5 separate regions of the Homo sapiens genome follow, and all the other regions are linked to region 1. Evidence: chromatin contacts called from ENCODE Hi-C or POLR2A ChIA-PET data. All regions are on one chromosome and are shown on one strand. The core of a region is the stretch at or near the end of the contact, and the rest is flanking DNA. Distances in the headings are between cores, read along the strand shown. Region 1 overlaps LOC105373262 (a long non-coding RNA gene). Region 2 overlaps SDCCAG8 (SHH signaling and ciliogenesis regulator SDCCAG8). Region 3 overlaps AKT3 (AKT serine/threonine kinase 3). Region 4 overlaps AKT3 (AKT serine/threonine kinase 3). Region 5 overlaps AKT3 (AKT serine/threonine kinase 3).

Evidence for each region. A loop is a pair of places that touch in the nucleus more often than their neighbours do. ChIA-PET counts read pairs that join two places held with the same protein, here RNA polymerase II (POLR2A). Pooled maps may share reads with other maps.
Region 2: a loop to region 1 is called in a map with no recorded cell type, with 7 times the contacts of the local background. The contact joins two enhancer-like sites. A Hi-C loop is called at or near these places in 2 of 37 single-sample maps with no recorded cell type and 4 of 50 pooled maps. POLR2A ChIA-PET finds 5 or more read pairs at or near these places in 1 of 52 experiments (HEK293).
Region 3: a pooled map shows a loop between it and region 1 (2.6-fold over the local background). The contact joins two enhancer-like sites. A Hi-C loop is called at or near these places in 1 of 50 pooled maps. POLR2A ChIA-PET finds 5 or more read pairs at or near these places in 2 of 52 experiments (BJ and RWPE1).
Region 4: a pooled map shows a loop between it and region 1 (7-fold over the local background). The contact joins two enhancer-like sites. A Hi-C loop is called at or near these places in 7 of 37 single-sample maps with no recorded cell type and 11 of 50 pooled maps. POLR2A ChIA-PET finds 5 or more read pairs at or near these places in 1 of 52 experiments (OCI-LY7).
Region 5: a loop to region 1 is called in a pooled map, with 9 times the contacts of the local background. The contact joins two enhancer-like sites. A Hi-C loop is called at or near these places in 4 of 37 single-sample maps with no recorded cell type and 4 of 50 pooled maps. POLR2A ChIA-PET finds 5 or more read pairs at or near these places in 3 of 52 experiments (CD4-positive, alpha-beta T cell, WTC11 and activated T-cell).

What each region holds. Positions count from the first base shown.
Region 1 is chr1:244,298,299-244,301,003 of GRCh38, reverse strand. The region is part of intron 1 of LOC105373262 (a long non-coding RNA gene); the gene reads left to right. Among named protein-coding and RNA genes, the nearest start is that of SPMIP3, 53 kb to the left of the region's middle. RefSeq lists an enhancer at 1,213-1,282. Within about 2 kb of position 1,388, at least 30 of the 41 ENCODE cell types and tissues checked have a DNase peak (open chromatin) inside an H3K27ac peak, as active enhancers do.
Region 2 is chr1:243,312,079-243,314,783 of GRCh38, reverse strand. All of the region lies in intron 8 of SDCCAG8 (SHH signaling and ciliogenesis regulator SDCCAG8), which reads right to left. Among named protein-coding and RNA genes, the nearest start is that of MIR4677, 33 kb to the left of the region's middle. Within about 2 kb of position 1,348, at least 5 of the 41 ENCODE cell types and tissues checked have a DNase peak (open chromatin) inside an H3K27ac peak, as active enhancers do.
Region 3 is chr1:243,507,034-243,509,738 of GRCh38, reverse strand. The region is part of intron 13 of AKT3 (AKT serine/threonine kinase 3); the gene reads left to right. Among named protein-coding and RNA genes, the nearest start is that of MIR4677, 160 kb to the right of the region's middle. Within about 2 kb of position 1,403, at least 4 of the 41 ENCODE cell types and tissues checked have a DNase peak (open chromatin) inside an H3K27ac peak, as active enhancers do.
Region 4 is chr1:243,594,653-243,597,357 of GRCh38, reverse strand. All of the region lies in intron 8 of AKT3 (AKT serine/threonine kinase 3), which reads left to right. Among named protein-coding and RNA genes, the nearest start is that of AKT3-IT1, 200 kb to the left of the region's middle. Within about 2 kb of position 1,362, at least 4 of the 41 ENCODE cell types and tissues checked have a DNase peak (open chromatin) inside an H3K27ac peak, as active enhancers do.
Region 5 is chr1:243,726,602-243,729,306 of GRCh38, reverse strand. All of the region lies in intron 2 of AKT3 (AKT serine/threonine kinase 3), which reads left to right. Among named protein-coding and RNA genes, the nearest start is that of AKT3-IT1, 66 kb to the left of the region's middle. Within about 2 kb of position 1,331, at least 3 of the 41 ENCODE cell types and tissues checked have a DNase peak (open chromatin) inside an H3K27ac peak, as active enhancers do.

The DNA.
Region 1 (2,705 bases), core at 139-2,638:
TAGTTTACCCCTTTTTTGAAAGAAGAAACAAATAACTTCGTATTACAGGAATTCCATACTTCAGTGTGTAATTAAGTGGATTCTGGCAGAAAGAATCTGGGATTCTGGAGTCTAATCCTTATTCTGAAAACCGCTTCATTTCAATTTCTAGTTTTCCTTGCTTGTTAATGCCTAGGTTGTGTTGTAAATCACAGGATCTTTAGGGAAAATAAAAAAGTACTGGAAAAACCTGGGCAGGCTAACAGGGCAGGCTCTGACTGCCATTGTCACCTGTGACACCCTGTCTCTAGTCTGGGAACACATTCTCTCTCTCTCTTTTTTTTTTTTTTTGAGATGGAGTCTCGCTGTCGCCCAGGCTGGAGTGCAGTGGCACAATCTCAGCTCACTGCAACCTCCACTTCCCGGGTTCAAGCAATTCTCCAGCCTCAGCCTCCTGAGTAGCTGGGACTACAGGTGCCCAACACCACGCCCGGCTAATTTTTGTATTTTTGGTAGAGACGGGGTTTCACCATGTTGGCCAGTCTGGTCTTGAATTTTTGGCCTCAGGTGATCTGCCCACCTCAGCCTCCCAAAGTGCTGGGAGTACAGGTGTGAGCCACCGTGCTAGGGACACATTCTCTTTCCTGTGTGGTGGTTTTCACTTGAAGCAAGAACCAGTTATCCCCCTTCTCCTGAGAAATGACAAGCCTGTATTTTGGCAAATATGTTGGTTTGCAAATCTGTTGCAAAACAGATTTCGGTGGTGGTGGTGGTGGGGTGGGCGCTCCCCAGCCCATCCTGGGAGGTTTTATTACAAAAATAACTAATTCAAGGACCTCCTTGTGGCTGGGCGCGCTGGCTCACGCCTGTAATCTCAGCACTTTGGGAGGCTGAGGCGGGCGGATCACGATGTCAGGAGATGGAGACCATCCTGGCTAACACGGTGAAAACACGTCTCTACTAAAAATACAAAAAATTAGCCAGGCGTGGTGGCGGGCGCCTGTAGTCCCAGCTACTCGGGAGGCTGAGGCAGGAGAATGGCGTGAACCCGGGAGGCGGAGCTTGCAGTGAGCCGAGGTCGCGCCCCTGCACTCCAGCCTGGGCCACAGAGCAAGACTCCGTCTCAAAAAGAAAAAAAAAAAAAAAAGAACCTCCTTGTAAGTCAGCCTCTCCCAAAGGAGGACATGGAGGGCCAGGCTAGTCCTAGAGTCTCTAGCAGGGCCACTTCCCTGAAGTTTTGTTCCTTGCTGGCTTAGCCCAAATAAACAGACCACTCTTCCTGTAGCGCTAAAAAGTCACTCGATGGCTTTCTGTTTCAGATTTGGTTTCAGAAGGGTTTTGTCAGCTTTCTGTAAACTGCGTCTGTAATTGAGGCCGGCCGCCTCCAGGTGGCACCAGTGTGCCGTCCCACGCTGAGTCTGCTCTGAGAATCAAGACGTTTCACTACCGCCCAATTCATTTGAGGAACTACTGCCAAGATGCATCTTCCTAACGATTTCTCTGCCCAGAGCCCTTCAGAGGCTTCCTGTTGTCTGCTAGATAAAGCCAAGCTATCAGTGCTCTCAGCCTGAGAGCAAGCTGAGATGCAGTCTTGTCTGAGTCTGCAGGGTGGTGGGAGAAGAGGCATGGGGCTTTTTGGTTGCAGTAGAGGGAGGAGATTGTTTGAGAAATGGGGGGAAAGAACTGAAACAACCAAAACAATGAGAGTGAAAAGGAACCACGACACCAGTGTCATGGACTTGTGTCTCTGCAGAGAAGCAGGGCATGTCGAAACTGCAAGCTTTTCGTTTCTCTCTCTCTCTCTCTCTCTGTCTCCTTTTTTGGAGTCTCGCTCTTGTTGCCCAGGCTGGAGTGCAGTGGTGCGAGCTCACCTCAATGCAACCTCCGCCTCCCGGCTTCAAACAATTCTCCTGCCTCAGCCTCCCGAGTAGCTGGGATTATAGGCGCCCGCCACCATGCCCGGCTAATTTTGTATTTTTAGCAGAGACAGGGTTTCACCATGTTGGTCAGGCTGGTCTCGAACTCCTGACCTCAGGTGATCCACCCGCCTCGGCCTCCCAAAGTTCTGGGATTACAGGTGTGAGCCACCACGCCCAGCCTAAAACTGCAAGCTTTTCACACAAGACCCAGGACTTACATTTTTTAGTGCTCACTAACACAAGTAATAAAATGTGACACAGAGGGAGGGAGGGAGGAGAGGGGCTTTCTCCTCTACCTTTACAAGAAACACAGTGAAACCGCTTTGCAAAAATTAGGTCAGTGAGAGAACTATGGCAGTGAGGGAGATCTGATCTAGCCAACCCTCATCTTGCCTTTAGCCTTCAAGTTGCCATTAATTGTTAATATTTCTGGGTGTAGGCCAAGCTAACTTTGAGAGTTAAATGATAATAGCCCTTTCCCCAAAGTCAGCTGCTTTTGTAAAAGTAATGAGAGACCACCAGGCTAGCAGGGTAGAGGAGCCTGAATTCTGCTAAGGTGTAGACATAAATGATTGCCAACCATTATTCTGCAGGTCATAAGATTTGCAACCTCCCAGATTACTCCTGCAGATAATATCACCGTTATAGAGCCTAAGATTGGCCTTTGGGATATCTTTTCAGTCTTTTTTTTTGATGTCTGACACTCATGCCTCCACCTAGACCCACTGACCCCTCCTGTGGCCCCACCCACAAAGGACTCAGGCACAGGAGGACCATTTCCCACACCCCTATGATTGCACCCCCAGC
Region 2 (2,705 bases), core at 99-2,598, 990 kb after region 1:
GAGCTGAGATCGTGCCACTGCACTCTAGCCTAGGTGACAGAGCAAGACTCCATCTCAAAAAAGAATGATCAAAAAAGCTCAGTGTTTATAAGTATGCAAACAGACAGATCCACAACAGGATAAAAATCTAACAAACTTGCTGCTTATGGGAAACTTACGTTTAATAGACTTTATCTATTTTCAGAATATCCTCTTGTCAAGAGTAGTGTTTGTCACACAGTAGATGCTCAACAGAATAAACAACAAGAAAACAAATAAATGAATAAAGAGTCTGCTATAGGATGGTGTCAAAAGAGGTGAGGTAAAGCTCCCTCTCAGTTCTAATATTTCATGATCTAAACTGAAAACATTACCTATTTTGAATTAGAAACTAGAGTTCAGTCGTTCTGGTTCAAAAGTGTTTCAGAATATTAACTCACCAAATTTAGACTATGGAACCACAGAAAATTATCAAAGATAAAACTCCAATATACAGATGTCTTGTTAGGCCCATCATTCAACAGTGAGACCACAAAACGATTACACTCAAACTCCACGTAACCACTGGGCTGACACACTCCTCCTTTCTGTAAGGCAAATGCAACGCATGCTTCAAGGTAGCTTTGAGCCCACCTGGGAAGCTTGCAGGTAGGTAGTCATTTTGGCAATTTAGGATTATCTACTCATTCACTCAGGTGTTACTAAATCTTGGTTTTGGTTTGGTTTTGTTTTGACTCAGCCAGTCCACATAACAAATAGCAGCAAGCAACCCCACAAATAATTTTTTTAGAAAGAGCTCTGGGCTGGCAGTCCCCTCTCCTCAACACAAGGCCTTGCTTCCTACTCCATTCCTGTGGCCATCTGGCTTCATCTTGTCTGAGCTTTCATTTTTTAGCCCACTTATCCCCTGGGACTAACAGTGCTACTTATATAATCTGCCTTTCAGAAACAGCCGATTCCAGCCACCCAGGGTAACTGCCCAGTTAGCTACAGTCCTGCTCTAGATCCCGCAATCCACAGGTCCAGCCCAGAGCCACACCTGAATGAGGCTCTCACAATGGGAAGCTGTACAGACACATGTGGCATATCAATGTGAGAGTGAAAGGGCAGTTCTCCAAATTACCATCCTCCATGGCAAATGTTCTATGAGTGCTTGGAAACACCATGTGAATGTGTTGATGAATGTAATCAAGGAGCTTCTTGACGCAAAGCCAGCAACACTGTGTTAACCCTGCAACATTCCATGATCCAGATGAAAGAGCAGCTGAGGCAGAAAGATGACGTAAAGATCATGAGTGTTCTGGGGTGAAAAGCATGTACTTACACGCACTAATGAGCATGTAATATTTAAGAAACTTAGCGCAGCAATCAGGGCCAAAAGGACTGAGAAAGTCCCTTAACAATCTCAGCCAAGTGTTTAAGCAAAAGAGTTGGTCTAATGTATATGCATGAGCTCCACCTTGAAATGTGGAGTGGCTAAGAAATGTCTTATAATTTCTAAATTACTCCAGTTATTATTAATTTTAAGCATTATTAGGTATCACTAATAAGTGTTACTACACCGTTTTTAAAAAGAAAGTCTAGAAGGCTGACTACAACATTTCTTTGTTCCTCATTTCTGGGAAGTTCCTGCTGTAGTCTTTTAAAGCCAGCTATGCAGAGCAGGCCAATGATCCACTCCAAAATCACAAGCTGGACTAAAGCCCCAGAAAAGTACCCTTGGAATCTTTTCTCTTTTTTGAAAAGTATAAACTTCTCCAAGGTACTGTGAGCTACAGAAAGGAATTTAAGCAGTTCCATCTTGGTTACCATGTGAAGGTACTTTGATCATTAAGCAAGAAAAAGAGGTTACTGTTACTCTTACCTCCCTTATGGCATAAAGAGGCCAAGTGAAAGGCGAAAGGTCGGAAACAATATGAAGACTTCAAATCAACATAAAAAATATATCCAATGTCATCAATAGTTGTTAAGTATATTCTCCAAAAAGTCCTTGAGTCCTAAGAAACCACCAGAAACATATGGGTGGCCTGGTCTCCAAGTCATGCCTGATCCCCTCCTTGTCAACTGTACAAGCCATTATTTTTTTTTTTTTTTTTTTGGAGACAGGTTCTTCCTCTGTTGCCCAGGCTGAAGTGCAGTGGCGCAATCTTGGCTCACTGCAACCTCCGCCTCCCAGGTTCAAGCAATTCTCCTGCCTCAGCCTCCCAGGTAACTGGGATTACAGGCGTGCACCAACACATCCAGCTATTTTTGTATTTTTAGTAGAGATGGGGTTTCACCATGATGGCCAGGCTGGTCTCAAACTCCTGATCTCAACTGATCCACCTGCCTCAGCCTCCCAAAGTGCTGGGATTACAGGTGTGAGCCACCATGCCTGGCCATCAAGCCATTCTTGTTTCATGAATATATATTCAAAATAGTAAATGCTAAAGGATGCAACAAAGGAGCTGAAAGCTGCTGTCACAATACCACATTTACAAGGAAACTTTTGATTTATCATATTTAAGGTATCATTTTTAAACATTCCATGTTAAAGTCATTCAGGTAATATGATAACAGCTTATGGAGGGGGCAGGCTTCTAACTATACATAAAACTAGAAATCCAAACCCAAAAGGTGCTGGACACTCTTCAAAGTTAGCATAGCACTCAATATTCAGCACTCTGCATTAGTTAAGTTAGGCCAAGAGAATGATACAGAAGAAGAATTCATTGACAATAAAAGCA
Region 3 (2,705 bases), core at 154-2,653, 790 kb after region 1:
CTGCTCAAGCACCAGATTGGCTAGTCCATAGTGTTACTGTATGCTGTGGGCCAGTCCATTTAGGGGGATGATAGGCCCAACGCAGCAAGCACCTGGCTGCAGGGGTGGTGTAGTGGAGGGCCGGCGGACAGGGCTGACTAATGCGATGCTCAGAAATGTGAGACTAGAAAGACCAGAGCAAATCAAAATGGATTTGGGTACAAATAAGGTCAATTAGAAACTGTTGTATATGACTCTTAGGCTAGTCAGTCATTTTTTCATGATTGACTTGAATTTCAAAGCCCTAGCTTTCAAGGACCAGAATCTCTTCGAAATTCATCTTACCTGCTTTATTCCTTACTCGACACCCGCGGGGCACTTGTCCTGATGAGAATTTGTCATTAGTGTGCATTTTATTGCTCAATCTCTAGGACTTCTAAAATGAGACTGAAATGTTAGAAGGTGTTAGAAGTCCCCCAGCACAGTTTCTAGAACATAATTTGAACCTAGTTCCTTGGCTTCATTAATCAGCAATATAAAAGCCATCAAGAATGTTTTTCCTGGCATGTCATATTTTACCACTGACAGCACCTCTGTTCTTAAATAACATGTGTCATTTCAGACATGGATCATGCTGTAAAAGCCCTACAACCTTGGTGTCTTTAAATGATAATAGGTTCACTTCTAGATTGAGACAGAGATACCTAGGAAGCCTGTACATTGTAGTAACTTTCAAGATGGTTATCAAAATCCACCTGCAATTGTAGGACCACAAAAGTCTGGCTTTTGTCTAGGCGCAGTGGTGCACACCTGTAATCCCAGCACTTTGGGAGGCCAAGGCGGGTGGATCACTTGAGGTCAGGAGGAGTCTGAGACTAGCCTGGCCAACATGGTGAAACCCCCTCTCTACAAAAAAAAATACAAAAATTAGCCAGACGTGGTGGTGCATTCCTGTGATTCCAGCCACTCGGGAGGCTGAGGCAGGAGGATCGCTTGAACCCGGGAGGCAGAAGCTGCACTGAGCTGAGATCACAACATTGCCCTCCAGTCTGGGTGACAGAGCAAGACTCTGTCTTTTAAAAAAAAAAAAAAAAAAAAAAAAAAGTCTGGCTTTTGTGGGTGTCAGAAATGGGGTGTGGTCCTGCCCTGCTCCTGGGCCCTGGACAGTACGGAAACGAGAGCCCAGCAATGTCATCTGTTTCTGACAGGGCACACCGCAATTGAGGGGTGGGGAGGGCGCTATGGACTTGCTGTGTTTTTCCCTATTCAGGACCTCTGTAGCAAGGAAAGTCAGACGGAAGAGCTCAGCAGAGTATGCCCAGGCAAAGACTAGCATCGACGCATCTGCAGGCACCTCTGTTCAGCAGCCTCTCCTGCTGTCTGTGTGGCTCAGCAGAGCGCAGCGCTCAGCACTGGGGGCCATGGGGCCCTGGGCTTCCTGTCTTAGGGGAGCAGCCTTGATGGTGGTTAACTGCAGCTTCTGGGTTCTTCTAGGGCAACGGGGCAGTATTTTTAGTTTGACAGTTCCTGGATACATCCTAGATTCCCTTAAGGAGCAGATAAAATGAGAATCACTGAAACCTTGAACGGTGATTACATTCAACATAACCTTTTTCTTGCAGCTTTGAATAGTTTAACTGGTAAGAAACCGTTGCAGCTCCCTAAGTGCTAACACACAGAGGTTTTGTTGATAAAAGTCCAGGGTAGTACCATTCGTTAGCAATTGTCTTCCCACTTGCCACCTTGCTTGTATAAAACAGAATACAGTTATTGTTTAGAACAAATCAGCAGTTAGAAAGGCAAAATGTTCCATTTTCTACAAACAGCTGCAGTGACATGCCAGATTGTCCTCACTGGCGTTAATAATGGAACAGATTTGGGAATGTGTCATCTTTCGTTATCGCCATTGATGGTCCTCCTCCTTCCTCTTACAGAAAAAGAGGGTTTCTTTGAGATCTGGTCGCTTTTACTGCCATATAATGCCATTTGTTAAATGTTCTAAGAAAATCAGGCAACTGATGTTCCTTGGATGCAGGGATTCAAGGGATGTAGCAAGTAGAGTTGATCATTGTCTTCTTTTTCCAGATAAGTGTTTTTGAAAAACATAGTTCATGTTCATTATCATCACTATTCCCTATGCACAGCCTCTCACAGCAGGAACTAACTTGTGTACATTGACAGGCTCCGACTCAGAGTCAGCTGCCACTTCCTCCAGCTCCCCTCCCACCGCAGCCCCTGCCCAGGCTCTCAGCTCTTTTAGGGCCATGATCAGATGTTCACGCCTCATTGTTTCCAAGCCTGACAACAGAAAGGGGCAGGAATGATGGAGGGAGATCATTGGCTTTAAAGAATATCAAGGATTGGGGCCCTCAGGGATATCTGTGAAATTTCCTAGATTCAGAATTGTGATGAATGTGTTACTGAAGTGACAGAATGAAGGCTGTCTCTCAATTCTTAGCTGACACCAGCAAGAGTCCCTCCTCTTCCAAAAGGGTGTCTAGCACCTGCCCCTGTTGAGCATCTGGCTAACCTGGGTGCTGAACCTCGCCGGGCTGGAATGAGTCCTGGCCATGGCCCCAGGAGTCCAGGCAGCTCCTGCCCTTCCTGGCTGAGCAGGACAAGCACCAGGCTCCCCACTGCTGTCCAGAGCCAGCTGCAGGTTTGCTGTGCAGAAACACTGAGTAAAATAAAGCTGTTGGTGAGGAAAATTGTTTATTTGAAATGTG
Region 4 (2,705 bases), core at 113-2,612, 700 kb after region 1:
ACTGTACACATATTTTCAATTTTATCATTTTAAAATATGTTACTTGTTGCCTACTAATTATGTAGATACACTTTAACTTATTAAAACCTTCCCAAATCATTGAACGTTTAGGTTGTTTTCATTTTTTAGTCAACTTAAGTATAATTTACATATAATGAAATGAACTCATTTTAAGTATATGATTAGATGACTTCTGACAAACATATATATGCATGTAGCCCCCATCACAATAAAAATATAAAACATTCTCATTGCCTCAAAAAGTTCTGCCATGCCTCTTTGCAGTCAGTCTTCCCTGTACCCATAGTACATCCACACGTGGCCCTAGGTAGCCATTGGTCTGCTTTCAGACACTAAAGATTTGATTCATCTTTTTAAAAATGTCACAGAAATGAACTCATACAATATATACTGTCTTGTATCTACTTCTTTCATTCTGCGTAATGTTTTTTGAGATTGTTAACTTTGTTGCATTTCTCAGTCATTTATTTCTTTTATTGTGAAGTCATTATCCTTTGCACAGCTATACCACCATTTGTTAATCTCTCCCACTGGTGACGTACATGCGGATTAATACCAGTCATTGCCTAATATGAATAAAGCTGATAGGCCTGTTTCTTTTCTCTTTAATTAATACTGAAGAGTATGATTGTTGGATTTATGGTAAGCATATGCTTACATTTTACAAAAATTTAAAACTGTTGTGTCATTTTACAGTCTCAGCATTAATGTAATGAGAATTTTAGGTGTTCTGCACCCTCACCAGTGCTTGCTGTGGTCAGTGGTTTTCATTTTAGTCATTCTAACGAGTGTGTGGGAGTATGTTACTGTGGTTTTAAGTTGCGTTTCTCTTATGACTAATGATAGGAAATGTCTTCACTCAGACTTTTTGCCATTGCATATACTTTTGTGACCTGTCTATTCAAATATTTCACCTATTATTCGGTTGTTCATCTTCTTACTGAATTATAGGAGTTCTTTGGATGTTCTGGTTACAAATAGTTTGCCAAATATTTGTATTACAAATGGTTTCTTCCAGACTGTAGCTTGCCTTTTCATTTTCTCAGTGATGTCTTTTGAGGAACAGACGTTTTTAATTTTGATGTCTTATTTATCAATTCTTGCCTTTTATGGTTTTCACTTTTTTTGTGTACTGTCCAAGAAATGTTTGTGTACCCCAGGTCACACATCTTTCTCCTATTTGTTATGTGTCACGTGCTATATAATAAGTTTCTGTCAACAGTGGGCCATGTATATGACAATACCATAAGATTATAATGTAGCTGAAAAATTCATATTGCCTAGTGATGTAAATGTTGTAAGTCATACTGCAGTGCATTACTCACATGTTTTGGTGATGCTGGTGTAAGCAAACCTGTGCTGCCGGTTGTGTAGAAACATAGCACATGCAGTTAGATACATAATACTTGATTGTGATAGTACATGACTGTGTTACTTCTTTATTTTATATATTGTACTTTTCATTGTTTCTTAAAGTGTATTACTTTCACTTATTTAAAAAAAAATAGGTAACTGTAAAACAGCATCAGGTGGGTCCTTCAGGTGATATTCCAAAAGAAGGCATTGTTAGCGTAGGAGATGACTACTCGATGCCTGCTCCGAAAGACCTTACAGTGGGACAGGATGTGGAGGTGGAAGACAGTGATACTGATGATCCTGACTGTGTAGGTTTAGGCTAACGTATATGCTGTGTTTTCATTTTTAACCAAAAGTTAAAGACGTTAAAAAAAATAGAAAAATATTTATAAAGATGTAAAGAAACAATATTTTTGTATAGCTGTACAATGTGTTCATATTTTAAACTGTTATAAAAGAGTCAAGGCGTTTTTAAAAATTTTAAAGTGTATAAAGTGAAAAAGTTATAGAAAGCAAAGGTTAACTCATTACTGAAGAAAAAAATAATTTTAATTATTTTATACATTATACAGTGTTCATAGTCTACAGTAATCACCTAGGCCTTCATATTCACTCGCCACTCACTCACTCAAAGCAGCTTCCAGTCCTACAAGTTTCATTCATGGTATTATAAATGCAATAGACAGGTATATCGTTTTTAAATCTTCTATATCATATTTTTACTGTACTTTTCTAGATGTGTTTAGATGTGCAAATATCATTGTGTTACACCTGCCTAGAGTATTCAGTAGGGTAACATGCTGTACAGGTCTGTACCTAGAAGTAGTAGGCTATGCCATTTAGGTTTATGTAAGTAAACCCTAGGATGTTGTCACAATGATGAAATTGTCTAATTGCACATTTCTCAGAATGTATCCCCATCATTAAGCAGTGCATGACTGTATTTTCTTCTAAAACTTTTTAAGTTGTACCTATTACATGTATAGGTCTGTGATCCATTTTAATTTTTATGTATGCTGTGAGCTAAGAGTTGAGGTTCATTTTTTTCCCCCTACAGACATCTTGTTCTTTCACTATCTTTCATTGAAAGGGCTGTCCTTTAGTCAGACATGGGGGCTTATACCTGTAATCCCAGCACTTTGGGAGGCTGAGGCAGGAAGACCACTTATGTCCAGGAGTTCGAGACCAGCCTGGGCAACACAGCAGGACCCTGTCTCTACAAAATAAAAAATTTAAAAAATTAGCCTGGACTGGTGGTGCAAGGCAGAATTGGGAGCATTGCTTGAGCCCAAGAGGTTGATGCTGCAGTGATCCATGTTCATACCACT
Region 5 (2,705 bases), core at 82-2,581, 570 kb after region 1:
CACCGGCATATAAAGGTGCAATAGTATCTTCCATCCTAAAAAGAAAAGCCCCCTCTTGACATATTGCTTCCCATTCTGCTACTGCCTCTATTTCTGCTTCTCTTTTAATAAAATTTTATTGCATGGTTTGTCCACACTGGCATCTTTCATATTCTCACCTTGTAGTTAATTTTCTGCCCTAAACTCTAGTTTATTTGGATTTCTTACTCCTCTGAAGAGTCTAGTAAAAATCATTGACATCCGCGTGAACATTTTTCTCTTTCTTTTTCTCCATCTCTTAATATCATTCAGCACAAGTAGCAACTCAATTCTTGAAACCCAACCTTGGTTTCTCCTAACTCATTGGCTCTTCCTTTCTGATCTTGTATCAGTTCTTGATACACTACCTGATGCCTACTTATTGGAGGGCCATGTGACTCCATGGAGGACTCCTTTCCCTAAGGAAAAACTAAGTTTCCCTGAAGTCCTTTTTGTCTCTAATAACTTTTTACCTCTTCTGGGATGTCTGGCATATGACTCTTGCCTTAGAGTCCATAGACTGCAAATGAGTTTGTGCTTTTAATGACACGTACTTTAAAACTCATTGATCTTAGTTTTATTAAGTCTTTAGATTTTTGAAAATTTTCTTTCAAGTGGTTATTCTTTGAAATCGTGAAGAACTGACAGCATATGACCAGACAGTTTTTCTACAAAAGCATTGGGATTGCCTGTCCTGTCCTATCTGTTCCCATAAAGTTTTAGGTGAAATACAAAGGTTTATGATCTAAATTCACAATTGCTAGTATGATGCATTAGCACACCATAAGTTCACAGTACTCTTTGCACTATATTCCTGAATGATTAAAACTTACAGCTGGCATAGTATCAAGTGCTGGCTGCCCAAGTGTCTCCCTCACAACCTATAGATAGAGTTTATTGCCTGTCACAGAAAGGGAGTACACCACCTGGTTAGAACTTTGGCGGTTTCTTGGAGGGAAGAAAGCAAGGATAGTATGTACTGAGAATCAAAGTTTGGTTGAGGTTGAGTGAATACTGGGTGTGTGTGTGTGTTTGATTAAAATTGGATGATGACCATTATGCAACAGCAAGGGATTCAAAAAATCTTACATACTGTTGGGGCTTTCTATTGAATCGTTGATGCGTGTTTCAGGAGTTTGCTGTGATGAACAATCAAACCGTTTGCCAGGGTGAGGCTCTCCCTGAATAGTCAAGTCATGTTAACGTACACTGTGAGTTGTTTAGGGAGTTGATAGTTTTAGTCTTCAAGTTGTATGTGGTTTCTGTTAAACTATTAATGTCATAGGACTACAACATACTACTTCAAGCTCTTAAAATGGCTTTCCCTTATTTTTGAGAGATGTAGCTGAGTGCTGCTTATAGTCAGGTCAATTCTTATAAAACACCAACATCCCTCTATGCCTAAATATCAAATCAGTGTTATAATTATTTTTTTAAACTAAGATTATATCAAATTTTTTAGTTTGATACTTACAAAATAGTTATGATGCTTTTTTTTCTTGGTTCTCTTTTTTTCTTTGCTAGAAAGACTTTGAACTATAAGGATGGAGGTTCCTTTTCTGCAGACTTAAGAAAGAGGATGTGAAACTTGGTGTCATGAGTTCTAAATACCTCAAGTTATTGTTGCAAGAATAGGGTTTTCAGTTTTGCAATTTCAGCCTATAAATTACAATGAAGAGTAAGAGTCCTTATAATAATAAACTTTTGGGGCTGGGAGCAGTGGCTGACACCTGTAATCCTGGCAATTTGGGAGGCTGAGGTGGGAGGATCATTTGAGGCCAAGAGTTCTAGACCTTCCTGGGCAACATAGCAAGACCCTATCTCCACAAAAAGTGAACAAAATTAGCCACGCATGGTAGTGCATGCCTGAAGTCCCAGCTACTTGGGAGGATTGCTTGAGTCAGGAGGTCAAGGCTGTGTTGAGCTGAGATTGTACCATCGCACTCCAGCCTGGGCAACAGAGCAAGACCCTGTCTCAATCAATCAATCAATCAATCAACTAACTTACTTTTGGTATTGTATGCTGATTTATGAAGGTTGAACCTAGGATTAAATGTTGTCTTTTGTCTGCCCTTTATTTTTCTTCCCTTAACAGATGCCATGTTGAGCTGCCTTGTCCTGATTTTGACCCACAATGTGTATTCAGCCTCAGCACTTATTATGTAGGTTAGGCTCCTTTTAAATGTTAATGTTTCACATTTATGCTTGTGTGAATTGCTCATTTTCTGTCATAACCTGGGGGTATGGAAGGAATCTGTTGAAGACCAAGGAGGTGGGCTTTACCACAATACTGACATCTCTTCTCAGCTCAGGCAGGGAGCCTTGGCTAGGCCACCTATTGCCACTGCCTAAGTAGAAGGTGATTGGCAGAATCTTATCTGCTTTGCTTTGACTTTTCATTGCCAGAGTTTGTTGAAGGATGCCAGATGTTTGGGAAAACAAGTTTCTTTTTGCTTTCTATCCCTATTCTTGCCAAATTCTTACCTGTTTTTTCATGAGGATGCCCTGGCTTGCAAGAAAAAGCAAGAAAAATAAAAACATAAGTTTGATTCTTAATTTGAGCATTCTGACCCATTTTCAGCTTTATATATCCTTGGTCCATTTTTCTTCCTGTTATTTTGACAACTCTCATGGCTGTGGGACTGAGTGCTTGTTCATAGATAAATGTTAACTTTCTTTTGGGTTGA